Regions from separate parts of the Mus musculus genome. Here region 1 is linked to region 2. A link is a loop called in an ENCODE intact Hi-C map of the cell type or tissue named here. Cell type or tissue: gastrocnemius. All regions are shown on one strand. Links, peaks and the distances in the headings refer to the core of each region. The heading gives the core; the rest is flanking DNA.

What was found. Peaks named below come from ENCODE experiments on the same cell type or tissue, not always from the same donor. Only the 100,000 strongest peaks of a DNase experiment are listed, where the experiment ranks them.
Region 1: it touches region 2 in a loop (2.2-fold over the local background); 8 of 42 quality-filtered maps call a loop at or near these places.

Annotation. Positions count from the first base shown.
Region 1 is chr2:52,380,204-52,395,310 of GRCm38, forward strand. Gm13522 (predicted gene 13522) reads left to right here. Exons shown (of 4, transcript NR_166117.1): 2 at 4,379-4,548; 3 at 6,211-6,347; 4 at 9,909-10,105. Among named protein-coding and RNA genes, the nearest start is that of Gm13522, 9.2 kb to the left of the region's middle. In gastrocnemius, for the core only: no CTCF peak of the experiment used is centred there; no DNase peak of the experiment used is centred there; H3K4me3 peaks cover 859 bases; H3K27ac peaks cover 3,174 bases.
Region 2 is chr2:52,318,842-52,333,948 of GRCm38, forward strand. It overlaps Neb (nebulin), which reads right to left. Exons shown (of 157, transcript NM_010889.1): 4 at 11,968-12,009; 5 at 9,877-10,077; 6 at 8,095-8,202; 7 at 7,829-7,933; 8 at 6,856-6,960; 9 at 6,122-6,226; 10 at 793-897. Among named protein-coding and RNA genes, the nearest start is that of Neb, 12 kb to the right of the region's middle. In gastrocnemius, for the core only: no CTCF peak of the experiment used is centred there; no DNase peak of the experiment used is centred there; H3K4me3 peaks cover 7,923 bases; H3K27ac peaks cover 6,046 bases.

The DNA.
Region 1 (15,107 bases), core at 3,828-11,827, 61 kb after region 2:
TGTGCCTAGGACCTAATAATGCTATTCAAATTTGTTTTTACTCATCTTTAAATAAAAGCAATCGTTTCATATCTGGGTCCTAAAACAGTCAAGCCACACGGAGAATCCTGAAGTTCTCCTAAGTGAACTCAAGAAGGGAAGGGTAAGCAGTATTCAGGATACCACAGGACCAGGCAAAACCCTAAAACCCTACCAGAGTCTCAGTGACATTATTGAACAAAGGACTTCAAAGGCTGAGTGGTGGTGAGAGTAAGAGAAACAGAGAGATGGCCTCATCAATTCTCACATCAAATCGGGGCAGGTGTTGGTTAATATCTCCATTTTATTATGGAACAAGTTAAGGTCAAAAAGTTTGTCAGCTTGCCCAAGGTCACGATTCACATGTTACATTTTTAAAACTATGTATTATATTTTCAAAGCTCCTTCCCCTTTTTTTAGGCATTTAAGTCAGATGAACTGCACAGACACTGTAATGGTGAGTTTTAATTGTCAGTCTGACACAATCTAAGTCACTTGGGAAGGGAGTCTCAAGAAGAGATTGTTTCCATTAGGTTGACCCGTAGATATGTCTATTAGGGATAACCTAGATTGCATTAACTGAGGAGGGAAGACATGCCCCAGTGTGTGACACCATTCGCTAGGCAGAGGGATCTTGGATTGTATAAGTATGGAATAAGTGAGCTGAGAACTTTTTTTTCCCCTTTTTAAATTTTTATTTATTTTTATTTTTTATTTATTTGTTTTTATTAGATATTTTCTTCATTTATATTTCAAATGCTATCCCAAAAGTCCCGTATACCCTCCTCCTGCCCTGTTCCCCTACCCACTCACTCCCACTTCTTGGCCCTGGTTTTCCCCTGTACTGGGGCATATAAAGTTTGCTAGACCAAGGGGCTTCTCTTCCCAATGATGGCCAACTAGGCCATCTTCTGCTATATATGCAGCTAGAGACATGAGCTCTGGGGGGTACTGATTAGTTCATATTGTTATTCCACCTATAGGGTTGCAGACCCCTTCAGCTCTTGGGTACTTTCTCTAGCTCCTACATTGGGGGCCCTGTGTTCCATCCTATAGATGACTGTGAGCATCCACTTCTGTATTTGCCAGGCGCTGGCATAGTCTCACAGGAGACAGCTATATCAGGGTCCTTTCAGCAAAATCTTGCTGGTGTATGCAATAGTGTTTGCGTTTAGTGGGTGATTATGGGATGGACCCCGGGTGGGGCAGTCTCTGGATGGTTCATCCTTTCGTCTTAATGAGCTGAGAACTTATTAGTTAAGTTAGGGTTTTACTGCTATGAACAGACACCATGACCAAGGTAACTCTAATAAGGATTACATTTAATTGGGCAGGCTTACAGGTTCAAAGGTTCAGTCTATTATCATCAAGATGGGAACATGACAGCATCCAGACAGGCATGGTGCAGGAGGAACTAAGAATTCTACATCTTCTTCTGAAGGCTGCTAGGAGAAGACTGGCTTCCAAGGAGCTAGGATGAAGGTCTTAAAGCCCCCATCCATAATGACATACTTCCTCCAACAAGGCCAAACCTACCAATAGTGCCACTCCCTGGGTCAAACATATTCAAACCATCACATTCCACTCCCTGACTCTCATAGGCTTCTTCAAACATATAAGTCTATAGGGGCCATACCTAGCAATAGCATAATAAAAATTCATTTAGGCCAACTTCCAAATTCCCCATAGTCTATAGCAGTCTCAATAATGTTAAAAGTCCAAAGTTCAAAGTCTCTTCTGAGATTCATCCAATCACTTAACTGCAATCCCCAAAACAAGACAGCAAACCAGCTGGGCAAACTCCAAACTCTACATCTCCATGTCTGATGTCAAAGCAGTCTTCAGATATCCAACTCCTTTTTCATCTTTGCTGACTGCAACAAACTTTTTTCCTGGACTGCTCCTACTCCCTGTTAGCAGCTTTCCTCAGCAGATAACCCATGGCTCTGGCATCTAAAACATCTTGGTGTCTCCAATGCAACTTCAACTTCACAACTTCTTGTCCCGATGTCTGGAATCCACACATGATCTTCTAGGTTCCTCCAAAGGGCTTAGGTCATATCTCCAGCTCTACCCTCAGTAGCACTATAGTCTCTGGCTGACTCCACTACACTGTTGCTGCTGTTCTTGGTGATCATCCCATGGTATTGGCATCTCCAATACACTGGGGTCTTCTGCTGCAACTAGGCTTCACCAATAGTCTCTTATAGGCTCTCTTCATGGTGCCAAGCCTCAACTCCGTTTCGTGACCCCATTAGTCCTGGACCATCAACTACAACTGAGGCTGCACTTTCACCAATGGCCTTCCATGGACTCTCACAGTGCCAAGCCTCAGCTGCTCTCCATGACCCCATTCATATCTTCAAAACCTGGGTGATTTTTACACATTACCAAGTCTAGCTGCAGCTCATGGTACAACCTTGGCTGTCTTTCGAACACAGTTTCTTTGTGCTCTCAGAAAAAAACTTCCCAGAAGATTTCACCTCAGTGATGTTGGTCTCTTCTTAATCACTGCCATTTCTTAACTCCAGCTAACCAGCATCAATTGTCCCAGTAGTCCCTTCTATTCTTGACTCTAAATCCAGAGCCACATGGCCAAAGCTGCTGAGTTCTGATGCTTGCTGGGTCTGGAACATGGCCCCTCTTATTCTACTACCACTTTCTGTTTACCAACTCCCTCACTGCCTAAGTTTGGCTGTCCTGAAACTTTCTCTGTAGATTGACCTTGGACTCAGAGGTCTGCATGGCTCTGTCTCTAGAATGCTGGGATTGAAGGTATGGTCCACCATGCCTGGACCTAGGCTTTCCTTTACCTAGAACCTGCTCTGACCCAGGCTGGCCTTGAACTCAAGAGATCTGCCTGACTTTGTCTCCTGGGATTAAAGGTGTGTATCACCATGCCTGAGCCAAAGCTTTTCATGGTCTCTGTTCCTCAAGATCCGGATAAAAAGCCTATGTCATCCAGCCTCAAAATCTGGATCACAAGTATGCCATCCATTCCTGTATTGTAGTTCTTTCCAGGTTAAAAGTCCAAACTATTTCATTTGCAACTGCAAACACAAACAATGGGCTTAGCTGGGTGGGATCTTGCCCTGAGATCACCACTCCCTTAGTTCAATTTAATATCCTTGAACACAGGATTCTGCTCCATTTCACTTCCTGGTGCCCTTTTAATACTCAAACCATATATTTAATATTTTTCCTTTCTGGGCTTGCTATACTTGTTCAAAGAGCTCTTCATGAGACTTAACCAGAGAACAAAGTCTTTGTTGGGCTTTTCTGAGACTTCCTTCATCAATGCAATTAATACAAATCTCTTTACCTTAGCCTCAGGTAGACTCTACAGATAAGGGCAATATGCAGCCACGTTCTTCACCAAAATATCACAAGAACAGTCTCTTAGCCACATATTAGAATTCTTCTCCTCTGAAAGCTCTAGAGTCAGGCTTCCACAGTTCAAATGACCATCAGCAACTATTCCTACTAGGATAGTCCATTAAGTCCTGCTTAAAGCAATTCCACTGCTTTCCAAATCTAAAGTCCCCAAATCTACTTTCTTCCAAACAAAAGCATAGTAAGGCCCACCAAAACAATACCACAATCCTGGTACCAACCTGTGTCTTAGTTGGGGTTTCATGGCTAAGAACAGACACTATGACCAAGGCAACTCTCATAAAGACAACATTTAATTGGGGCTGGCTTAGAGGTTCAAAGTTTCAGTCTATTATAATCAGGGTGGAGCATGGCAGTATCTAGGCATGCATGGTACAGGAGATGCTTAGAGTTCTACATCTTCATCTGAAGGCTGCAGAGGAAGACTAGCTTCCAGGGAGCTAGGATGAGGGTCTTAAAGTCCACAGCCACAATGACACACTTTCTCCAGCAAGGCAACACCTACTAATCATGCTACATCCCTTGGCCAGGCATATTCAACCCATCACAACCACTATGTGTGCATTAATCCATAGTTCCCTGCTCTTGACTGTAGCTGTAATGTGACTACTTCTTTCAAGTTCCTGACACTTGGATTTTCCTGAAATTATGAATTTCAATCTCAGATTGCGAGGCAGATAAACTTTCTTGCTTAATGTACATAAATTGGGCTACAGGAAACTCAACAAAAACAGACACGTAAGGGAAGATCAGATCCCAAAGCCACCTCCAGATGATAGACTGTCTAAAGAAGACAAATGTTACTCAAGTGTTATTGAGAAATGAAGGCAAACCTTAAGTTATATTTTGTTGCACATACCACTTAGTCATAGAACGTTGTTCAGTCCATCACAGTTGCATGACTTCAAATGATCTGTTTCCCTATTTCCTACTAAGCTAACATGAAATGGTATTATGATGCTCCCAGGAGGCAAAGAACCAAGAAACCTTAGGAACTCTGGAAGACCATGAGAGGACACGTCTGTCTCCACACCTTCCCAAGTCCAGAATCTCTGTGGAAAGTGAAGGTAATAGAAGCAGTCCTTCTGTACTGACAGACAGACATCCTCAGCATGAGGAAAAGCTACGAGACCACAGGTGTGTGCCCCTCATCTTGCTTCTCAGATTTTCTACTCTTTAGGGCTCCAAGATGGGGAAAGGGTCAAAATAAGGGAAGAATCATTCAGAAAGAGAGACGGGACTTTAACATATTTCATTTTCAGGAAAATACCCATTTGACCAAATAGGCATTACTTATTTTGATGGAATTGAATAGTTTTAAAGAGTTTTTATAGCTATATTTTGATTTTAAACAAATAAGCAATTACTTTATTTGGAAATATTTATATATTTAGTTTCATCTATGTGTTATGCTGTAGAAATTTAATTTTAAAAATCTGGTGTTTGTAGAATTATCTGCTTATCTTTTCCATTTTTAAAATTAAGGTATGTTTTATAATAACAGTAAGCCATATACTTTTTAATGTATATTCCTGTGAACTTTGACAGACATAGACATATAGTCACTACAATAAATGAATGTGAATGATCCCTCCATGAGAAATGTCTACTGTCTCATTTTCTAATTAACTCACATCTGTCAATTAATTCTACAGCTCCTGGAAGACACTGGTATGTTTTCTTTTGTTGTTGTTGTTGTTGTTTTGTTTGTTTGTTTGTTTGTTTGTTTGTTTTTTCAAGACAGGGTTTCTCTGTCTAGCCCTGGCTGTCCTGGAACTCACTTTGTAGACCAGGCTGGTGTGTTTTCTATGCCCTTGCAAAAAAAAAAAAAAAAAAAAAAAAGTTATATTACTGTTACTAAACAGCCACTGATGTAGTTTAACTGATATACAATAATTTGTACACTTTGCACAGTTTTGAGTTGGTATATATTTTTGAAACCATCATTATAATAAAAATAACAAATATATCCCTTCTCTTCAAAGGTTTCCCTTGGCCTCTTGATAATTTCACCAGCCTTACCTCCCCAGGGTTCATACCCTGGCAACCTCTAGTCTGCTCTGTAGCATTGTAGATAGCTTGGCATTTTCTAGAAGTTTTTACAAATTTTGTACTCTTTGTCTGGTTTACTCTCAGCAATTTTGGTGTCCACATGCTACCGGGGGAATTGGGGTTGCCTTCGGTGGCTTCTTTATCTTTTTAATATAAGAGTCCAAAGACAGACTCAAAAGAAGGCTTGAGGACCATTTGATTGGCGTCTTAAAGAAAAACAATCTGTCAGGCAAGCTATAAATATAGACGGCTGCCGGGAGAGGAAGAGCGAGAAAAGGAAGAGAGCCTTTCCCAGGCCAGCCCCTCCGAGGAGGTCTGCTGCTAGGTAGAGGGACTCAGAATCTTCAAAGAAAGACTGAGGAAGTCGAATGTCAGGGAGAGCATGTTTAATGCTCTTGGCTGGCTCTGAAGGAACAAGGAAGAAAAGGGCATATTAGACTTCTTGTTCCCACGGAAGAAAGAGTAGCAAGCTCTTTGGGGGAATGGCTTCTCCCGTTGCTATTCTCAAGGCTGCAGTTTTTCCTCTTGGCTGTTTAGCTCTTCTTCCCTCTCTAGGTCATAGAGCCTCAGGGCCAGCCGGACCCAGAAAGGGATGGGGAAGGGAGGGCGTGGTGTAAACAAGCTCAGTCAGAGACAGCGGAGGGCCTCTTTGCTGCCAGAGTCTGATTCCAACAATTCCAAACAGCAGTGACAATTCTAACTAGGGACTCCTTTTAGGAATGCCCTTCGTTCCTTTTTTTTATACAGGCAAATACGTCAAGGTTTGCTCTCTGGAGATTTTCAGCGCATCCTGTCCCAGATTCTCATTTGGTTATTTGTCAACGACTGGTTTTCATGTTGCCCATGTGTGCACAAATGCACATGAAGGCATGAAACACGTGAAGGTATCTCTCCAACTTACTATTTTTTTCAAGATAAGCTCTAGACTGGCTGACCAATGAGCTCAGGGATTCTTATCTTTGACCCCTGCCCTCCATGCCAGGGTTACAGATACTTGTCACCATACTCAACGTGTTTTTACATAGAGGTTGTCATAATACTTACGTGACAGGCACTTTACTGACTAAGCTATATCCTCAGCCTCAGGAGCGTCTCTCTCTCTCTCTCTCTCTCTCTCTCTCTCTCTCTCTCTCTCTCTCTCTCCTCTTTCTCTCCTTCCTTCCCTCTCCTCCTCTTTCCCTTCCTCCCCCCTCCCTGTCCACACCTCTGACCATATGTCAATATTCACATGTATGCAAGTGAGGGCTTCCACATTTGGAGGTCAAGGACAGTCTTGGGGGTGTCTTTCCTTAGGCTCCATCTGTTTGTTCTAGTTTGCTTTCTGTTGCTAAGATAAACGCTATGACCAAATGTGACCCAGGAAGGGAAGGGTTGATTTCACCTTACAGGTGACAGCCGATAGGGAAACCAAGGCAAGAACCGAAAGCAGAAATAACAGAGGAGTGCTGCTCATTGGCTTGCTCTCTCTGACTCATGCTCAGCCTGCTTTCTTAGAGCACCCAGCACTGCCTGCCCAGGGGCAGCACTACCCACAGTGCTGCCTACATCAACTATCAATCAAGAACAAACCCGACACAGAAGTGCCGTAGATAAATCTGGTGGAAGTAACTGAGTTTTCCTAGTCCCAGTTAACTTAGTTGGCGGCAACTGAACAATAAATATGAACCAGCATAGCATCAACTCTTTTTTGAGTCAGGATCTCTCAATGGAACCTACCAGTGAGTTGTTCTGGCTGGCCAGTGAGTGCCTTCTACCCAGTACAGGGATTGAAGCGTGCCTCGATTTCTCTGTAGGCACTGAGGAATCTGAACTTGGGTCCTCCAAAGTGCCAGGTAAGAACTTTACTTGTTTTCTCAGGCGCAATTCTTCTGAACTTCTCTCTAACTCTTCCCAGAATTCTCTGCCTACAGTTGTTGGGCCATCGCGTGTCGTAGACTCCAAGATAGCAGGTACAATAGCCTGTAGAATGATGGGATTGTCTGACCCAGGAAGCACGTTTTAGAGTCTTGGTTTGGCTTATGCAAAACTGCATTCAAAATGTCTCACTTTTAAATTCCTCTGCTACATATGTGCAGAGCATGCTCAGTGGGAGAGGACACACCTAATCCTGTAGACACTTGATGCCCCAGGGAAGGGAGGATTCCCTGGTGAGGCACCCTCTTCAGAGGCAAAGGGGAGGGGAGATGGAGGTGATGAACTCTGGGAGAGGGACCCAGGAGGTGGGGGGCAACATTTGGAATGTAAATAAATATAATAATTCATTTTAAAAACTTAAATTCCCTCCTTTTCCCATGCCTGGCTTTGTTTGTCTATTCCTGCTGCATTGGAGGCCTCTGTAGAGCTGTTCTCTCAGCATGGAGTCTGGCAGCCCCAGAGCCTCTCTGAGCTAACTGTTCCTCCTGTGCAGATCATGTCTTCCTCTGAGGTGGAGAGACCTACATCCTAAACACTTCTCAAGTCTCTTCTCTTTAAAGCTAGCACAGTTTAAGCGCATCTTCAGTCTTGCCTTAAGCCCTGCAACGCTGTCCGCTCACCCTGCCAGTCGTTCTCGGGATACACCGGCTCATCTCATAGTTTGTATATGTTTATCTTTGTATATGGTTTCTCTGCCAGAAAGATTTACCTCCTTCCCCTTTAACCTTATCAATTTTTTTTAAGGCACAATTCCAATGCCACCTCCTTCCATAGTCCTTTCTTGATCTGTTCCCTATATGAATTAACCAAATACCGTGATTATTATAATTCTTTCTTCATGTAAATATGTATATGTGTATACAGGTATACCCATATTTGTAAGAAGGTATATGTATACACGTGGAAACCCAAGATTCAGATTCCCAGTCTTATTTGGGACTCTTCATTGATGACTCTGTCTTATTCATCTCTCAGCTGAACATAGAGTTTGTCTATACAGATAGTCTGGCTGGCCAGCTTACAACCATTGAGTCTCAACCTTCCTAATGGCACTGCCCTTTAATACAATTCCTCATGTTGTGGGGACCCCCAACCATAATATTGCTTCATTGCTACTTCATAACTATAATTTTGCTACTGTTTTGAATCATAATGTAACTATCTGATACGGTATCAGATATATCACCCCCTCCAGGGAGTCATAATCTACAAGTTGAGGACCAACCACTGTTCTAAGCCTCTTTCTGAGCCTTAGAATCCAGATGAGCTGCCATGAGCACATGGAGTATATGTTGGAAATTATATTGGCTATATGGGTCGAAAGGTCACAGAAAAGTAAACCCTGAATGGGCAAGGTTGTGGGCACTTCACAAGTCCTTGTCAGAGGGGTGAAGAAGTCAGGAGGCACAAAGAAGAGCAGAAGAGCCTGCCTGCTCCTGATACCCAATACGGCAGAGGGATGGCCCATTTCACAAGGACAGAAAGCCAGGCCACTTCAGGGTGTTAGGTAGCAATTCCCATCATCAGTGGTCCTTAACATCCCCTGTCACATTAGCACTGTGTACACTTAACTTTCCAAGGCTGTTCCAGCATATAGAGCAGCCTGAGAAACAAGTGTTATGGTTTTCTAGATCCCTCACCCTAGACTGGAGGCTAGGACTGGATTACAGAATGAATACTTAATGTGCACAAAGCCCTGGAATTGAGCCCTAGCATTGCCCAAACACAAGGCACGGAGAAGGGATGGTATAAAAATGCCTGGTAAATTTTTCTTCGATATGAATAAAATGCTGTGCCTATCACATCTCTGTGATCCCCAAAAGACACATTTTTGAACACAAGGAAAGGGGAAAGAATATGCTAGAAGATAGAATCGTATCAAGAATTATTTGTTACAATGCTGCTGCAGTTATAATGCTGCCCTTAGAGCTGCACACTGAATTCTGCCCAGGGTGTTGGTTCCTTAATGTACCCCTCATCCAAGCAGAGGGTACAGTTTGACTCCAGCTTTGAATATGCTAGGCCCAGGGAGTGGCACAATTAGGAGGTGTGGCCTTGCTGGAGTAGGAAAGGTGTCACTTTGGGGGTGGACTTTGAGATCCTTCTTCTAGCTGCTTGGAAGACAGTCTCTTCCTGTTTCCCTTCAGATCAAGATGTAGAACTCTTGGCTCCTCCAGCACCATGTCTGCCTGCATGGTGCCATGCTTCCTGCCATGATGATTATAGTCTCAATCTCTGAACCTGTAAGCCAGCCCCAGACAAATGTTGTCCTTATAAGGGTTGCTGTAGTCATGGTGTCTCTCACAGCAATGGAAACCCTAAGACAGAGGGATAGCCTCACACTGAGGAACTAACAATTAAAAACTAATACTTCTGAAACCCAATTCGTTATTGTTTTCAGTGAGATTAACAATGTAGGCTTCAGTTCTAGACATCAAAATCTTCCCCTCCCTCTGCCCAAAAGTTCCATCTGCATTTTTTGTGAAAGCAATCTTCCAACTCTTGCACCTTCTCTTGAATTCCCATTGTAGGTTGTGCAAGCTACTCTAGTTGTGTGCAGTGGTGGCTGTTCTCGGTTTGACTACATCTGGAACTAAAACCCAAGCAGCTGGGGACACCTGTGCATGGATTTCCTTAATTAAAGCACGTGAAGTGGGAAGAGCCATCTTTAATCTGCGTCACACCTGCTGGAGGCAGGCTACATAAATAAAGGACATGGAAGAATGAAGATGTTGCTCTTTTTTCCTTCCCTCCCTCCCTCCCTCCCTCCCTCCCTCCCTCCCTCTCTCTCTCTCTCTCTCTCTCTCTCTCTGTGTGTGTGTGTGTGTGTGTATGTATGTATGTAAAAAGGGTAACCATAAGGTTTCCTTTGACTTTAATCAGTAAACTACAGGCTCATCTCCCTTAAAATACAGCCCCTGAACTAAAAATTACTTCATGATCTTTTTTTAAATGAGCCTTTTCTTAGAGTGACAGAGCCAGCTGCAGGACATACTGTCTATGGCAAGGACATCACAGGCACTCTCCCCTTGAGTAAGACTTCAGTCCTCACAGTTTGGCTCCTTTTCACACAGGCAGAGCACAGTGACATCTGTTCACAGCCCTCAGAATGCTATTGCTACTTGTCCCGTGAACTTAACAGGCCCGCAGACCATCACACAACTGACACCATGAGATAAGTACCATTCTCCAGGCCTTAGAACCCAGCACCTACTAGAAAAGAGAACAAAGTCCTAATCTATCCAAGTCCATAGTCCTGGGGAAACTCCTAAATGTACTGACCTTGATTTTTGGCTCTTGTAATCCTGCTTCTGGCTGATCTTAACTAACAGAAGTGGGTCAACCCAGGATGTGTTTTTGTGCTTAAAAGCCCACCATGAAAAAAACCTGTGTCTGCCCTTGGGTCCTGTACTCCCATTATTTGTTGGTTGGCTAATTAAGACTTTCTCTTGGCTTGAGCCCATGTCTGAGTGGTTTTCTCTGGCAGATACCTCACATCACGGCTTTTCCTGTCCTCCCACCATCAGCAAAGCAGAATCAATGCTTAGCAAAAATGTCTGACTTCCTCCTTTAAAGTAAGTTGTTTCAGTTTAAAAACATGTATTACTAATATCTAAACTGTTAGCTTGCTGTCTGCTATGAGCAGACACATGCTATGAGAGCATATGAATTTTAATTAGTGATGTGAAGTCAGAGCGGAAAAATCGTAAGAAGCATATTTCAGGTAGAGACAGAGCCATTTCTGAGTTCAAGGCCAGCAGGGTCTACACAGCCAGTTCCAGGACAGCCAGAACCACTAGAAAGCCTATCTCAAAGCACCCCCCTCAGCTCCAAATAAAGCATATTATTACCTATGTGCCTGTTCATTATACTCTTTTCATTCTTATGGGGTCTCTTTGTTATAGTTTAATAGTAAATTTATAGTAAATTGTTTAAATAAAATTATTTTATATAAACTTGATAATGTACTCAAATATTTGGAATAAGTTGTGAAATAAAGTGACCATACTTTACTTTTATGTAACAGAATATAGCTTTGAACTCATGGCTCTGCCTTAGACTCGTGAGTACTGGGACTACAGACCGGTTTCACCCAGACCAGGAGACAAAAGGTAGCCTTGTATCCACCCTAGAGAAGTCACTGCTGTCTGGTGACACTCCCTACAAGCCCTTGTCTATACACTAACTTAAGTAGATGGGTTGACATTTATTTTAAGAGGCAAAAAATAAATAACTGAATAAAGAATAAATAGTTTATATTTATCATGAAGAATGTTGTATAAAGATTCATCTGTGTAAGAGGGCTTTTTTTTTTTTTTTCCCCCGAGACAGAGTTTCTCTGTGTAGCCCTGGCTGTCCTGGAACTCACTTAGTAGACCAGGCTGGCCTCGAACTCAGAAATCCGCCTGCCTCTGCCTCCCGAGTGCTGGAATTAAAGGCATGCACCACCACGCCTGGCTGTATGAGGCTTTTTATCTGGTAAAATTGGTATGGCAGTCCTTTAAACTTTAAATGGGCCTGATTTTTTTTCCAAGGAAAAACAAGCAAGTGATTTTACAGTGTGAAAAATAGCCCCCTTCCCAATTAAAAATGTGATTACTATTCACTCTTTAAAACTGATCACCAAAATGTCATTAAATAAACCCAAAGTACGAGCATATACACAAGATTAGTAAACATGTTCTGTCTTTTTTCTGTGTAGTTTCTTTATATAGTCCTGGCTGTCCTAGAACTTGCTATGTAGACCAGGCTGGCTTCAAAGTCAGATCTGCTTGCCTCTGCCTTCCCAAGAGCTGGGATTAAACCTGTGCTCCACCATGCCTGGCCCAATCATTTTCAATCAATTATTCCTATCTTAGTAAATCTCCTTTTCTATTTCTTATTTCTCTTTCAAGAAACAACTACTATAAAGCCAGGCCTGTGGTGCATCCCTATAATCCCATGGCTGAGGAGAGGATGCTGATGCAGAAGGAAGGTCAGGGCCATTCTAGGCTATGCAGCAGGATGATGCCCCCATCAGGACCAGTTCCAACCCAGGACCAATAATTCACACTTGTCCAGAGCAAACAAAGCAGTTTCTAACTAAAAGTAGATTTAATGACACAACAATTCTAGGCATATAGTTCTTAAATCATTTCACATTGTGAAGAAATATTTGAAATACAGTTTTAATGGATACATTTTAATTTGAATGGGACTTTTTCGGGCTCAGGGTTGACAGCTAGTTTAAGCCAAAACTCCTTCTTTACCCAGTTGATTTTACTTGCGTCTTGAATGGCCAGAAGTCTAATCGTTTCCCTTAAAACAGAAACCACACACAATAAAAACTAACATGTAATGTTGATCACCTCATGACTTACAACCAATTAAAATGTGTAGTTAGTTAATTTAATTAAAATGCCTTTTAAGATTAAAGATACTAGATTAGTGAGCCCAGTCTACTACTGATTAGTGACATCATCAACGACCTGCCAAATTATGTTTTAGTATCTTTTTTCTTTGGATACGGGGCCTCCTGTATTCCAGGCTGTCCTTTAACTCCCAGTGTAGGTTTGAAATGTTAATCCTCATGCTTCCATCTCCCGAATGCTGGGACGGCAAGGGCGTGCCATCATCCTGTTTGTGCTATGCTGAGGTCTGAACTTGGCTTTCTTGCACAGGAGACAAGCACCTTACCAACTGAGCTATATGCCTAGCTTCCTGAATAATTTTGTCAAATGTATAATGTTATTTAGCATATATCCCAAGATAGATGAAATATAGATGCTACATTGCTCAGCTGGAAACACTTGAACAAACACACAGACCTAGCTGCTCTTAACCAAGAACCAGGGAATATCCAAGACACAACTAAAGCCCTATGAACAGTTTGCTAAGGCAATGCTAGGCACAGTGCTCATATCACTTTATGATATTTATGTGCTAACTAGCAGGTAAAATGGACAACCCCTGCAAGCCTTGTGCTCATTGACAGCCCTAGAGAAAGTCATGCTGGCCAAGCTGATGTGAAACTGAACTGAACAGAACCCCTGACGAAAGATGCTGTCTATAGCACCCTGCTAAAACATAGAGGAACCGTGCTGGGCACGGGGTGGGGTGGGGAGGCGCAGATGTCTGTAATCATTTAGGCAAAAGAGGCAGGATGGTTACAATTTCACATCAAAAACAGCTACACAGTGAGTTTTTGGCCATCCTGGGTTACGGAAGAACCTGTCAAAACATGGGAGAATCTCAGAGTACGGCACCGAACAGAGGTACTGGAAGGGCCTCCCCAGTGTTACTGTCAAGCTCAGTGTTCAAGACTATAGGTGGAAAGGCTGCTCTCTGTGTGACTAGGAGAGGGCCTTCTAGGTGGAAGGAACACGCAGTTTCAGGCCCCCTGCAAAGTCCGATCCATTTTGAGTTGATTATTTTAAGAGATGAGAGGGACTGACTTCATGCTCTGCACATGGGCGTGGTTTATTTCTAGAAGGCGATGCTCCTCAATGCCTCTTTCCCTTTCTCGAAAGTCCATTGGCTGTGGATATGTGGGTTCACATCTGAGCTCAGTTCTGCCCCATGAATGTTCAGCATTTCTGGTAATGTTAAGCTGCTTTCAGCTGCTATAGTTTTGTAGCATAACTGAAATCAGGCAGTGCAACGTCTCCTACTACGTCATTGTTTTTTTGCTCAAGATTGCGTCATTTGTCTTGATGGGATCTTTGAGTATCTGTAACTTCCCTGCATCAGTGACCTGAACTGGGAACCAAACGACCCCTGCCTTTGTCAGAGTATCAGAGCAACTGGAAAAGTGCTAAGACAGTGTACAAAGAGGAGTCATTTTTAAAATTCACTTTTTAATCAATGGATTTTCAAAATAAAAAAACTTTAATGGACAAAACATTGTATCTAGTCCCCCAATCAACAATTTTTTTTTTTGGTTTAGTAAAAATGTCATTTTCACAAAGTCAATGTTTGTTAGTGTTAATTACAAAATACGCGTACAATTGATATGTCAATCTTATCTGCTTTCTTTCAATAGGATTTCACAGATGAGTTATGGAGAAAGAGTTTATTGCTAAGAACATTTAGGTAGTAGTGAGGCTAAAGCCTCACAGCTTTGGAAACATGCCTGAGGCTAGGCCACACCCGTGTAGAACTGTGGGCGTAACCCAGTAGCTTCTGCTGGGCTGCTTCAGTAGGCTGCTGAAACTAAGATTCTTTCCCCACACACTGCATTGTGCTTGCTTATTTATATTTTTAAAAATAACCTTCAGAATGGAGGCAGCTGTCTCAAGAATCCTTCAGAAGCAACCGGGTAAGGCAATGAGTGAAACAGGCAAGCTCCCTTATACATACATATACATACATATATATATACAACACACACACATATATATACATATAACTGACAAGAATTCTCTCAAAATGCTTCACAGTTCAGGCTTCCACACAGGATGCAAATGGTTCTGTGCCAGCAAATCAATACCTACCGGTTACCCAGACCTCACAACTGGGGTGGGGGTGGGGGGCATCTCATAAGTAAATGTAAATTAAAACATTTCTGTGTTCTTTTTCATTCCTATTAATACAACCCCCTTTGTTGTTGTTTAGACAGGGTCTCATGTAGCCCAGGCTCATTTCCAACTCATTATGTAGCCAACAATACCCTTGGACTTCTTATCCCCCTGCCTCTATTTCCTAAGACCTGGAATTACAGGGCTGTACTGCCATGCCTACTTTTATCCAGT
Region 2 (15,107 bases), core at 4,081-12,080:
AGGAGGAGGAGGAGGAGGAGGAGGAGGAGGAGAAAGAGAAAAAGAAAAAAAGAAAAAGAAAAAGAAGAAGAAAGAGAAAAAATGAATCCTGAAGTTCAGTCAAAATTGAAGCAGAAGATGAAACTGAGTCTCGACTTTCAGAGGAAAAGAAGGGAAGATAAAAGCAGCTGTGTCTCAGAGAGAGTGGCCCGATGGGACCTCATCACAACAGGACTTAGCTCGGCCTATGTACCAGCCGAACACTTGTCTCCCTGCATTCCTTGCCACAGCTGCATCCTTCTGTGTTACTTTATCTGGCTAAATATAGGCAAAAGCAGCAGCTTGCTAGGGTTTCAAAGCTCTTAAAGTGCTGGCCCCACCACTGGCCATTGAGCCTTGTCTGAGAGCTCACTCATGCAGTCTGTCCACATCTGACTGAGTGTACATAAGACTGCCAGGGTGTCTCCCCATCCCCCAAGTTAAACCGCAGCCTCCACAGAGGGTGTAGCTTAGTCAGTCAGTGACCTGGGTATCTTTCTCGGAAAATGTCAAGTGGCTATAAGCCAATAAGCTGCCTTATCAAGAGGTGACTGTGACATTTAAAAATCACTGAGTCACCAAGTTCACTAACCACTGAAGCCATTTATGTGATCAGCACATGTGCTGTTTTTGGTGTAAAGGGTTTTTTTTTGGGGGGGGGGGGAGGGAGGCAGGGCATATGCAATCATACCCCTGGTGCTTCTGTTTCTTCTTTCAGTTCACCATCAGTAGGTTGCCAAGAGAGACAGGGCCCACCCACTGCTCTATGCTTACCTTGCTCACTTGGTTGGTTACTTTCTTGGCAAATTCGACCTCAGGAGGATCAGGCAGGGACGTGAACTGAGTTTGCTGCTCAGTGAGTCCTTTTTTGTAGGCAATCTGACAAAAAGTAAAAGGCAAGAATGCTCATATGCATCTGGAAAATCAGCCCTCATTTTTCATACTGCACTTGCTCCTTGGCCCTTTTAACAACGCCAATGTTTTGTCTCTCACATTTAATTATTGTGCACTACTGAGCCTCGACTGTCCCCTGGTTTACACGCCCTGCCTCTCAGGACTCTCACTCATTTCTGTTTGAGTCTTCTCTCTTCTCAAGGATTCTTGGTCCTTGGCCTGTTTCTTTGCATCTGTCTTCATAGCATCCTTGGCAATGGCAAGTTTTCTTTTCGCTAACATCCTCCACTCTCAATCTTGTCTTTTCTTCATACCTACTTAGCCACGCCCACTTCTAGATAACTTAATTACATATCATTCTATTCTCTGACCCAGGATGCTGAGTGGTACAGGGGAGAATCACACACACTAACCGATGGGATGATGCTAACATTGTAAGTGGGGTTAAGAAGGGCATAGAAACAAGGTGTATGGGAGTAAGACTTCAAGCACCTAACGTGAACTCTATAGGTCGTCTACCCAATTTTTGGTTCTGTGAACTGGAACTTGCCTGGGGCTCTATGTCTACCACTCTATGACTTTATGATGTCCAGCTGCCACTTTGTCTTCAGTGAAACTTGAGTATCCCATGATGTGTCCAGGCTCCCAGAAGCAGGTCTTGAACTCTGTTCTACTCCAGTGGTCTCTCTTGTGGAGAAAGGAGGGGCTTTGGACTTACAGTTTACCTCTGACCTTCTGCTTGGGCTCTAAGAAGCAGTCCTCAGGGGCCTCCTGAGCTTTCTACCATCCCCTCTCCTGCCATTTGTACATGGCTCCTCCATCAACTGTCCCTGCTATGTCTCACAGCTTCTGCCTCTCACTCCTTACTACCTCCTTCCTTTCAGCCTGTTAAAGCTTCTATTGTCTTTAAAAAAAAAGCAAAACAAAACAAAGAAGTCTGGTACATATAAATCACAGACTCCCTTCATCTCATCTCTCCTCTCTGCCTGCCTTCCTGAATCTTCTAACTAGTGGGAGTGGTCAGGGACTGACTCCAGCAGAAACTGGACTGGAAGTCATCTTCCCACTCTTCTATCACACAATACCTTCACTTCAACATGACAATATTCTTATTTATGTTAGAAAATAAACTGGCTCATTCCAAGACCACAATTATCTTATACCTGGTCTAAATGTCTCTTAATAGTATCAACTTACAGGAGCCTGATATAGCTGTCTCCTGAGAGGCTTTGCCAGTGCCTGACAAATACAGAAGTGGATGCTCACAGCCATCTATTGGATGGAGAACAGGGTCCCCAGTGAAGGAGCTTGAGAAAGAACCCAGGGAGCTGAAGGGGTTTGCAGTCCCATAGGAGGAACAATATGAACTAACCAGCATCCCCAGAGCTCTCTGGGACTAAACCACCAACCATAGAAAACACATGGTGGGACTCATGGCTGCATATGCAGCAGAGGATGGCCTTGCTGGTCATCAATGGGGGTGAGAGGCCCTTGGTCCTGTGAAGGTTCTGTGCTCCAGTATAGGGGAATGCCAGGAAGGCAGGAATGGGTGGGTTAGTGAGAAGGGGGAGCGGGAGGGGATAGGAGGTTTCAGAGGGGAAACCAGGAAAGGGGATAACATTTGAAATGTAAGTTAAGAAAAATATCTAAAATAAATAAATAAATAGTATTAACTTAGTACAGTTAACTGAGATATAAAAGACTTATCTTTAAAAAAAAAAAAGTAGATGATAGGTATACATCCCCCTGCTTAATTTAAGTACATAAAAACTTTATTTTAGGTAAAGGGAAAGTGGAATTTTCCATGACTTCTAAGTCCTTAGGGAGAGTAGCATTCAAACAGGAGAGATGCTTATCAAGTGTGACAACTCGTCAAAAAGTTCCTCAGAGGGCTGGTGAGATGGCTCAGTGATTAAGAACACTTCCGAAGATCCCAAGTTCACCGAGTTCAAATCCCAGCAACCACATGGTGGCTCACAACCATCCGTAAGAAATCTGATGCCCTCTTCTGGGGTGTCCTAAGACAGCTACAGTGTACTTACATATAATAAATAAATCTTTAAAAAAAAAAGTTCCTGAGAAATCAGATCACCAAATCTCTTTTTTTCAGAAACAATGCTCAGAGTTCTGGCTGGTTAGAATTCTGTGCTCCAGATCAGTTTAAAGACATTCTTAATCCAAACATGGTAAGTAGTATTTAATAAGATGCATAAATAAGGTAGAGAGAGAACAAGAGTGACTAATATAAGGCCCCGGCTTGAAGGCTACGTGCCCACATGGGAATATGTTCTGTAGACAACAGCTCTGAGCTAGAGACTGTAAAGCTCATGTTGCTAACAATAGTATTAATAGCCATACTAGTAATATGATACTTGGTGCATACTTGGTCAGCAATAAAAATAAAGCTGTCTCCTAACTGCAGAGTCAGAGTGGACATTTTTAGTTCATTCTTGTAAGTTCTTTTTTGTTTTCATTTTTGCGATATCTCAAAGGCACAGCCAACTTTAAGTGGTATGGAAACATTTCTTAGTCATTGTTTTGTGGAAAAGAGAGGTGTGCAGACCGGGTCTTCTTGGACAACTCTCCCTGTGCCTACATGACATGGCATTTTCAGACTCCCCTTCAGCCTCTCTGTCCCCTCGTCTTGTGCTGGCTCCTTTCTAGGTGTCCTGCAGTTGAGTGTTCTCCAGGACTCTGTCCTTGACTTATTTTGCTGCTTCCCTCCTAAGGTTCTTGTCTTCAGCTATCACATTTACCCTGATGACTTTTAAACATTAAGTTCTTATCCTGATCTCATGTCTATGAGGATTTCATAGCCTCAACATCTACTTTATCCATAGAATGCCTCGATCCAAACACTTTCCCTGTCGTTTTATGTCTGTTTCTTTCTCCATAATACATATGTCTAAGTACATGTGTTATGTGGTAATAACTTTCCCATGGCTTCGTTCTCTCCTTTGTCTCCAATATCTACTGTCATTAACACTTAATATTTATTATCTTATGGTTCCTTTCTTTCCCTTTGCTACATCTGCACTGCCAAATTAGAGTTCTATGAATAGTCACAAGTTTGAGTTTTCTTTTGGTCTATCACGAGTTTCTTCAGACTCTTCTTTCATTGGCCTCTTGTCGTCACTTGCACCTCATGTTGACTTATTGCCCAGACTTGTACACCAGTTTGATTCCTAAGGTCCTGCTCTAGCAATTTAATAAGAACCCTACAAATGAGGCACCCACTTTTATCGTTCTCTAACATCCGAGACTCATGTGGCCCTTTCCCGTTGATTAAGTGGTTCCTGAGCCTGAAATGTCTTTCTTCATCATCACCCAGATTTCCATCATTTCTTCTGTGTGACCTTTCTCATAGCAACGAGCAGACATTTCTGGTCTTTTTATTTTTATTTGACATATAATACTTTTATCCTGCCAGTATGATATTTTAAAGGAAAAGGATGAACTTTCTTGTTCTGCTATAAATTCATATACAATAAACTTTCAATACATAGCTATTTATTACTTGATAAGGACCTGTATTATGAACAAGGCTTGGCTTGGACTTAAGAGCATTTATCTCATGTCCTCTGAGATTCCTTGTCCAGGGACAGGCTAGCCCTTGACACTGTGACAAGAAAACAGGACATCAAACAGCTTCCTTCTGAACAGGCAGACGGTAATCCATTTCCAACCACTGTTACTGTTACCTACGGCACGGTATGAAATGCCTGCAGTGGGGACAGGGAGCCAGGAGCTCATTCAGAGAGAAGACGTTCTGCCTGTCACTCTCCATTGGGAACCCAGCATAATTGCTTCAGGTTTCCCCAGTCATTCCTGCTCTGTGTTGTAAGCACCCAAGTTGATGTTCTGCTATCCACTTGCTATTGGCTATTTGTTCATTTACCTTTCTTTTTTTTTTTTTTTTTTTTTTTTTTTTTTTTTTTTTTTTGCTATACAATCCATTCACTCACTTGAATTAAAAACCATAGATACCATTATAAGTTTTTCATCAGCCAGAATATGACCTCATCACAAAATTGTGAATTTGTGAGATACAAACCCAAAATTTTTATCCTAAAAGAGAAGCAGGAAGTGCATATATTTTAAAATGGGTACAGTGTGTTAGGTGGCTTCAAAGTTCCATTTTGATCTCTTTCCTAACCTGCCCTATGGAAGTATACATTGATATGAGTTGAATTTTAATCAAAAGTTGGGTCAAAACAAATCCATTAAAATTTGCAGGTCAAAGCAAAGAAAGGCAGCAAACATTAGACCTCGGAGTTAAAGACATCATAAAATGGCGATGTTGATTCATCCGGGATCCTAGCATTAACTGGAAGTAAATCTTGTGTAAGTCTCACTGCTTTGTTAAGTCTACATTGAGTTCCTCTGGATGACAACTGAATACCAGGTAACAGGCCATTTCATAAGATAGTTCTCTGCCAAAGCCTGGATCTTTTGTAAGTCTAGAAGACTTCCAGTAAACCCAAGAAGGAAAACAAAACAAAGCAAAAACCTCAAAACAAGGGTATGGGACTCTGCCATGGTTGGTTCCAGGGCTGAAGATTTTAAGGTCTTTTAAAGTTCCTCTAGTACACTGTTTTCAAGACCTAGGACATAAAATCCTGGCAAGTGGCCTGCTGATTTTTTTTTTTTTTACTAACTCTGAAAATAGCCCCTACACAAAGCATTTCCAGGCTCTCTCTCTCAGTGGGATAAACTGTGCAAGCAGGTTTCAAGCATCCCCAGGCAGTAGAGAGAAACATCCCATTCAGGCGATGGCGGATGGTAGGACAGAGATAAATGCTCTGAAGTGACCATGTTCCCTTAGTACATTTTCAAAGGGAGGGATGTGACTCCAATGGCTGTTTTTAAAAAATGCCACTCCTCAATCACCACAGAATAGCTTTGGCCGAGCCAAGGGAGAAAATGATATATGGTTTGGTGGGAAGAACATTATTAGTCTTGGGGTCTAAGTCTAGACTCTGCCACTACTGGTATGAGCTTAGGTTCCTCACATGAAGGAAGAAGGGGTTGGGTTAAATTATATCTAATATAAAGTATAAATTATTGCTGAGATAAATACACATAATATATTTTGACTGTAGATATAGTCCTCTGTAATAATGACTTTGGATCTTTCCTAAGGACTGAAAGACGTGGCCCAGGCTTTCCCGACCCCACATTCAGATGGTACCCAGTGTATTTCACTTACATCACTCAGTGCTTTCTGGGCCTGGGCTACCCTTCTCAGCTCCGGACTGTCATTATAGGGATAAAACAATGCCTTGTCTGCTTCCCAGTCTTCAGTGTACAGTTTCTAATCAGAGAAGAGCAAGAAGTGGTGAGAAAACAAGCAATACATGAAATATACCATTTGAACTGCATCGATGACATGAGGCACCAAGAGCAAGGTGAGAGCCGAGGTCAGGAAAAGTCACAGACAACCTCCCTCCTCCATTGGTCCACGTTATTTATTTTTGTTAGTAGCTTGTCCTACCTCTAAAAAGTCGTACTTTTAGATGCTGTCTACTATCTATGACTTTACCTGCCTCCTGCCTAAGGAACAGGGAAGTTCTATCATAAAACAAACTGCTAATTAGGGTGACAGCCAGGGATATCCAAAGAAAAACTGACAATCTAAACAAACAAAGAAACAAACCAACCACTGCTTGGTCAACTCCCTAATCAGTTCCCTGGTGCGTCTTGATTCTCTCCATGTTATGTTCCCACCCACACGTTGTTCAGGTTCTCCAGGGACTTTCAGCCACCCTGCCCAAGCATGATCCTCAACAGGGTCTGAGGGTCCTCCTGGTCAAGCCATAGTCCCACACAAGCCCTGAGGCTACTTGCAGAAACACAGAGAAGCTGTGCTCCAAGTTGTCAAAAGTTCAGCAGCTATGGCTTGAAGTGTGCAATGGGACATTAGACAGAGCTAGCCCTCCTCACCTTACTGAACATGGCTGTGTTCTTGACGGCTTGGACAAGTTCAGGGGCATCAGGGGGAAGCAGGTACTTATCCTTGGTGTCTTCCCAGTTCTGCTTGTATAAAACCTAGAGAGAGAACAGATGGACAACGATGGCTTGACAGAGCAGTGAAGTTGGCTGCACACAACTAGGAAAGTGTTGACCATGCTAACATCCTAGTATTCCTTCTCAGCATCAGTAAATTTTTGCTAAACAACAACAACAACAACAACACCTTCTGATTCTGATTTTCAATTTCTTTCAAAGATTGTGATAAGCTAATTAATACAGCTTTCTTTTGACTTACATGATAGTCTAGAACCCTTTAATTAGCTGCCCACATTTGAGCTTGGAAATTTCTCATAAAACTTTTGCTTTCTAAACCCCTTTAAAAACAAACAAGATGGCCTGATTTTGTTTTAAAGGGAAATGGAGGAGTGGATCTGGGCTGGGGATTGGGAGAAGTGGAGAGAGAGGAGATTGTAGTCAGGATGTAATATATGAGAGAATAATTTTTAAAATTAATTAATTAATGAAAAAGGAATACTCACAAAAGAATAATGAAAAAGAGAAAGAAAATTTCTGATTTTCAATGGCAACAACTGATAACTTACAAATCTATTTCAAAGTTTAAACAGCAAATAAGATCTTGGCTTTTATCTTGCAGTAAATAAATAAATAAACAAACAAATAGACAAGATATCAGGACTGTACTTTTGCAGCATCCTGCCCCCTCCCCCAACAGAGTAGCAAATGCCTTTTCAGGCAAGTCAAGAAATCTTCAATCCATCCCCAGCAAGCTACAGGCCACTTCAGTCCTCTGTGAAGCCTGCTATTCCATGTAAACATCCCGCTCACATAATCTGTGAGCAGGATTATGGCACTCAATCCACACAGAAATGGACCCTACGCATGCTGTTGACTATCCCAGGGCCACTCATCAACATGACCTTACCTTGCTGACTTGCTGCGACACTTTCTTAGCATGTTCAATGTCTTTTGCTTTTTCATCCACATGACAGATAGTTTTAGCAACATCTCCATCCATTCGATACTTAACCTGCAGAAACAACACATGACTGAACTTCACAACCAGCATGGACATACATCTAAGGCTCTTATAAGCCAAAGACTGTATGCTTGCATCACAAAGCAAAGAAGCCTGAATTTTAGCTAGGAAGATCCACAGAGAACCTCCTTTACTTGAGGAATGAAGCCCACCTCACTGAGTTGATCCTGGACTTTCTTGATTCTGCGAAGTTCTGGAGTATCACTTGTGATGGCGTATGGCTGTCCCTTTGCTTTCTCATAGTTCTCTTTGTATTTATTCTGAAAAGAATACTAGATATTAGCCTGGAACGGGACCAGACAGCAGCAGAAAGTTCAGGCAGCACACACATCCTCATCTGATTTTTTAAAAAAATCCTTTAAGGAATAACAATTATCAGTTGCAACAGCTTTCATTCTGTCCCATACCCTCTCAGCAAAAACTAAAATAGATTTGTAAATTGTTCCTCCAAAACAGGATAGGATCCTGGAGTGTTGTTACAGACAATTGTCTTGGATATGCTCGAAAATAATTCTCTTGATTTTTTTTTTTAGGTTGCACACATATACAAAAGCCTGAATATAGATTATTCAAGAAAATGACTTGGGCCTGAAAAGACTTAATTGCTGATACAACGCAGACAGACTTTAGAAGCTGCAGCTGAACCGCAGTGGTTACAAAGCCATGGTGCCAGCTGAATTAATGGGAAGCCCAAATTATGGACTATTTTATAATGATATGCAAAGTTATTATTTCTGCTAGCTATTCAGTGAATCCTTGCTTTAGTAATAATATGCATCGTTTATAACTATCAAGGCCCTCAAAGAATATTCTTGAATAGTCAACAATTTAAATTACACTGACTATTTAGACATCAGCCACTGGCAGTCTGTGGTGTGGGTGTGTGTGTGTGGGGGGGTGCCAGCACTCCACTCAGAATATCAGAAATTCCAGGTTCCTAAAGTCCAAATTAGTGAGATTATATGGCAATAAATTAATGAGATAATTTTGTCTTTATTGAACACTGTAGAGAGAAGGAAGCAAGAAGGTCTTGTTTAGAATCCTTCAAAGATCCAAATTAGAAATTTACTTCATAATCTCCAGGAATTAATACAACCAAAATCGAATCTTTAGAGGCCAGTCACACATGGAAACTTTAGGTCTTGGTTTTGGTCCCACATAACATGATGTCCCCCTGAACAGCACATCTCTCCAAGCATCTAGACCACATAGAATCAAGCTCCCTAGAGAGATCTTAGCCTGACATGGAAATCAACAAATCAGATCTACTGAAATAGGTGTATCTCTGTCCTGGCAGGCACTGCCCATTACAGGACTGTGGTGGGACTGTAAGAAGCAGAGAACATTGACTCTTCAATCATCCTCATTCCAGGGTACATGTGAGGACACCTGGCAGCTTTGAAGACTCCTTTTGTACCAGATTGAGCCTCAGACATTAAGCAGGAATGCTCTGAGCACCAGTAGTTTTAAATCTTGTAGGCAAACTGGTTGTGCAGCTCTGCAGAAACCTCATGGTCCTGGGTTACCCTTAAATGCTCTGATCCTCACTTTCAAATGAGTTCAGTCTCATCTTGGTTTTCTGAATCACAAGTCCTTCTTGAAAACCATTTTATAATCATCCATGCCATTGGATACCCTACAAGGCTCTTGTACTCAGTTTATCTGTACAACTCAGCTTCTATGAACAGACTTCCAGTAAATAAGTAAAGAAATAAAATATTCGTGTTTCTGTTGCTCTGGATTGGCTATGCAACACGTGTTTTATAGTTAACTCCTGTGTCATCTTGTGGTAACAACAAGGGTTCATCCTGATGTTGCAGTGGCTTGGGTGAGCTACTCAACAATCCAGAGTCACCCATAAAAGGCACATTTCTACAAAACTGATCAGTAACTTCTCAGTCATACAACTGCATAGGAGGTGGTGCTTAACTTACTGAGCTGAAAAGATCCTGCATTTTCTGACTGTGTTGAATGTAGGGGGTCATGAACTTGGACGAGTCCACCTTCTTTCGGATGACCTTCTTCCGCTCCACCGGCTTTGCTGGTTGTGGCTGTGCCAGCGCTGGTGTGGCAGTTTCTGATTGGCCATAGTCCGATGTCCTTGTCGTTGTGGTCTCATAGACTTCTGTAATTGTCTGAAAATAAAACACGTGGCTATGAAGTAAAAACTAACACAGTGACCTTGGTGTATAATGTTCTAATTTCAGTCATTCTGACATCCCCGGTGCTCCTTTTCCATATACAAAACAAGCCAAAGCAGGAAAATGCGTATTATATTCATACATCCATATGAAGACACGTACCATGTATAGCCTAGATATTGACTAAGACATCACCTGTAACCTGTATTTTCAGAGATCTCATTAAATATCTTGAGGGAGTATTTTAAAAAAAATTAGAGAGTCTTAATCATGTCTTCTTAAGTGAGGGCTGAGGCTGTCGCTCAATGGTAGAGCCCTTGCTTAGCATGTACAAGATCCTATGTTCCACCTCCAGCATCGTCAACATAAAACAAAATAATAAGAATCGTTTCAAGTGGTTTAGATCAAGAAAAAGCAAAGGAGACCTGGAAATGAAAGGCTATTAAAAATAAAGCTTAAATTCTTGATCTTAACGTTTAAGTGGCTAAGAAAGACCAGTTGCAATTCCTATAGGCATTTCATCATTCTGTATATCATGGGGAAAACCCAAAACCTTACAAAATGAATCACATCAGGATTTGTATTATTCTCTCGACTTAGTTCATGAATCTGAACTAGACCGCCATTTCTGCCGGGGACCAGAACAATGGTGGCGACATAATGAACAAGTATCCTCTCAACAGTCTTAGCTAAGCAGTAGCTGGGAAGCCATTGTTTCTTACAGCAGGCTGTGACGGAAACGCTAAGATTCAAAGTTGGAATGTAGTTCAAGGTTAGGAGTAAGGGACGCAGGGGAAGACGGTGAGCCACAGAGGCTTCAAAGACCTGTGGAAGATCATGTCCTTCAAGACAAAGATCTCCAGTCCAAAGCAGAATTCTAGCACCAGCAAGAGGAAGAGAAATCTGATAAGGCGACTGTAAATCTGACAAGTCCCACTGTTAATTGGTTAAACTCTGCCTATTATTACTCAAGCATGCCTGGGCATGAGGAACCAATCAAACTTCCAAGGTCACGGGCTCTTGGCATAAGTGTCACAGTTTGCTGCTTTGATTAGTATGTGCCATGCTCAAGGAGAAACAACTCCATGCAGAAAGTAAAGTACGAGGCAGGGGGATTTCCAACTTGGGATTGTTGACAAGAAAATAAAAGCCTTTTCTTGGAATTCTCAGGAGCACCATCCCTGGTGGCAGAGACTTTACCCTGCAAGTTACAACTTTACGTAGTGAAACTGTGAGTCTGTGCCAATCACAAGTCCTAGGCATCCCTCGTGTGACAGTGTAGGAGAAAAGGGAGTCACTGGCATGGCCTTCATTCAAACGTATCTACGCACAAGTAAACCATGCCACATGCAGTAGGGAACCCTTTCTAGCCATCTGAGCTTAGCAGAGTATAAAAACATGTGAATTAGCCTATCAAATGTGGAGTGTGGACTTTTATTTTCTTTTATTTTTTTCAACTTTTGGGAATTGGTTTATTCCTTCTATCATTTGGCTCTCCAAGATTGAGGCCAGGTCATCAGGCTTGGCAGCAGGAACCTTTTTTTTTTTAATTTTTTTATTAGATATTTTCTTCATTTACATTTCACATACTATCCTGAAGGTCCCCTATATCCTCCCCCGCCCCCAATCATACTCCCCTACCCACCCACTCCCACTTCTTGGCCCTGGCATTCCCCTGTACTGGGGCATATAAAGTTAGCAATACCAAAGGGGCCTCTCTTTCCACTGATGGCTGACTAGGCCATCTTCTGCAGTACCAACTTCTGAGCACGGGAGAGTGAGCACCCTAAAGAGACTCCCTTTCGCCATCTTTCTGTCTCTGAGGGAAGAAAGAAGCTCTTCTCTAATGAGAATCGGTTCATGCAAGTGTGTGCTGAGTCTTACCTCTCCTGGCACCTCTTCGTAAACTGTCTCCTCTGTGTAGTACTGTAAACAGAGCACAAGAGTGTCTATGAGACAAGTAGAACAGCCAGCAGCCAGCCCTCCCCTGCTGCCACTGAACCTGTGAGGTTGCTCCCTGGCTGACTGGATGTGGAATATCTGCAGGGAGGAAGGAGGTAACGTCCTGTTCCTATTCTGGGATCTATTTTCACTTAGGAAGTTTGAGTAAAGCTAAAAATGCACACATCAGATCTAGCAAGAAGTTGCACACCGTCCAGCAAGATGAGGGGTCTGAGGTGCCTCTTAGTCACTGGAAGCTATTTTCCTGGGGCAAGAAACACTTGCCCCTTAGAATTTCTGTCCCAGTCTGCTTCCTGTTGCCGTGAGAAAACGCCACCACTAAAAGCAATTTAGGACAGAAAGGATTTACTTGGCTTACACGTCACATGACAGTTCCATCCAGGGAAGTCGGGGCAGGAACTCAATCCGGAGCAGAGGCAGGAGCCATGGAAGAACAACACTGCTTATTGGTTGCTCTCACTGATGCCCCCCAGACTGCTTGCTTTTACAAGTGAGGACCACCTGCCCAGGAATGGCCCTGTCCACAGTGGGCTAGGTCCTTCCACGGCAATCATTAATCAAAAATGCCCCACAGGCTTGCGTACTGACCAATCTGATAGAGGCAATTCCTCAGCTGAGGTTCCCTCTTCTCAGGTGGACAAAAACTAACCAGCACCATATCTAAGAGAATCTGCTTGGGAGAGGACTCAGGGTGTGGTGGGCATACAAAGGGAAGCTACTACAGGACTCACCGATACCGATTATAAAACAAAACACAAACCTACTGTGAGCAAATGTCTACTAATATTCACATCTGTTGTTCCCATCTCCCCTGGATTACTACGAGTGTCTTCTGGAGTGATGGCTGCCTCTTTTTCAATACAGTATAGCCTACATCCCACTCAGCACTTGCCTCCGCTGAAGCAGCAGGTGACTTCACTAGCTTAACTGGGGTAGAATATCTGTGGGGAAAGGGGAGTTGCTGAGGTTCAGTTGGTGTAGGTCATAGGAAGAAAGGGGAGGGAAAGGCACCTCATGGGACTGTGGAAAGTGAGGCTGCAGTTTGCCACTGGGCCTGCAGCCTGGATCTGAAACCCACTCCAGGTTTGTTCTCTGACATCATGAGGAATAAATAGATGCAGAGAGGAACTGGCTGACATTTTGTCTCTGGTGCCTAAGGAGAGTGGAATCCTGCCCCAGCTTCATCCAGTGCTGCTGGGCAAACGGCAGGCATGGCTTCTGTGGGTCAACGAACTCAACCAAGGGATGGAAAGGAAGTACTTGGCTCATTTTCTCAATCCAAAAAAAAAAAAAAAAAAAAAAACAAGGATGGAATTTTATGCTGATGTTCTTTTATTTCTGTCAGGGAAGCTTTTGAGACGGGGGCTGGTGGGGCAGAGACACTGAAGCAAAATTCTCCTCAGCGCCCTACTTTCTCCTGCCCTTGGTTCAGTAAGCTCTCCTTGCCCCAGGCCTGCTGAGCTATTCACCGTGGTCATTAACTATATAAAGCTCACTTAATGTTCCTTACATTTGTACTTATTTTCCATTTAAAATTTAATTTTTGTGTGCACGCATCTTTATATATAGTAATAGGCGCCATGTGCTCTCAGGACAGAGGAGAGCTCTTTACCCCTGTGACTTCAGCGCAGGACAAAGGCCATTTAGCCACTTTAAGTAGTACTACTGTTTAGCACTGAGGTCAAATGGAGCTATTCCATTGGTCACACAGAGCCTGAGTAGCCTGCAAAGAAATATTTAACTACAATGGATGATTCCCATCGATTTTAGATTTTCTTAACATCCCAGTAAAAGCAGCTTTTGTGAGCAATGTGGTTTCACCTTTTCTGGGATCTCACAATGGGGAAATCTGTCTTGGAAGTAAGCTCACAAAAACTACAACATCATCCAAGTGCTTGGTATGAACTTGAATGCCAAACCTCATGCTTTTAGAGTTATTCTGCTAATCAGGCAGTGCGTTACTGCTCCTTTCTCCTTCTTCATTTCAGTCCATATAGACAGTGCCAGCAATATTTTATTTCAGATATCCAAGAGCCATGGATTTGAGACTGGCTACTCTTTTTGAGCCAATCCTCTTGGATCTGCAACCACCCAATGCTTGTGATCTTTTCTGAGACCAAAGAGACTAGAGTTCAACACTCCCTGACAGGCGATCTATTAGTTAGTATGTGCTAGTCAGACCACAAGCAGGAATGGGAACAAGAGAGCGAGGTTGGAATGCCTAAAATAGCCCCTTCCACTGTCGTGACGAGCTGGCTCAATCAAGGCTAACACAATGCCCTTAAACACTTTACACAAACACTTAAAGGCTAAGGTAGTCTGACTGGAGACTTGAAAATGTTCCTCTGATTATCATAACAGGAAAGAAATTATTCATGATTACTAATTTATAGTGTGCTTATTTAATAGGGATAGTTCTGACTTCTCCAAACTTACTTTAATATGCTCATTAGTGATGGTGCAATTCATGAGAAGCTGCAGCCACCGACATAGGAGTAGAGAGGTACTCACTACCTCTGTCAGATACAGCTTGGTTTTTATATACTTCAGTAATAACGGTAATTTTATTTATAGAATAAAAAATTTTCTTTGCCTAAATAGAGATTGATTAGCAAGTATAAATTCTAGCACCTTTATCCAGAGTTTTGTTTGGGACAGCTCTTCTAGTTAATTTCAATCATTAAAAAAAAAAAAAAATCAACAGATTTTCATCTGTTTAGATCATTGTTAATTGGAACTTTTTAGGCACTTTCAATTTCATAGCAATATATTAACACAGATTAGCCTCAAGCCTTTGGGTTTCTGTTCTAGAAGATAAAGGCAAGAGCTGCTAAGGAAAGGAAACACTGAGATTACAACAATGTGACACTAACAGGAAGTACACATTAATTCTGCAAAACGTCCAGGAGGCCACCAATGACTTGGGAGGACGTTTTCAAGATAGCTGCTGTAGTCTTAGTTCTCAGTCAAGATTCAAAAGCTCATCTTGTTTACTTAAGTATGATGGAGTTGGTGGGAAAGTGGCTCCAGCTGTCTCTCTGACCTTCATGGGCTCACATGTG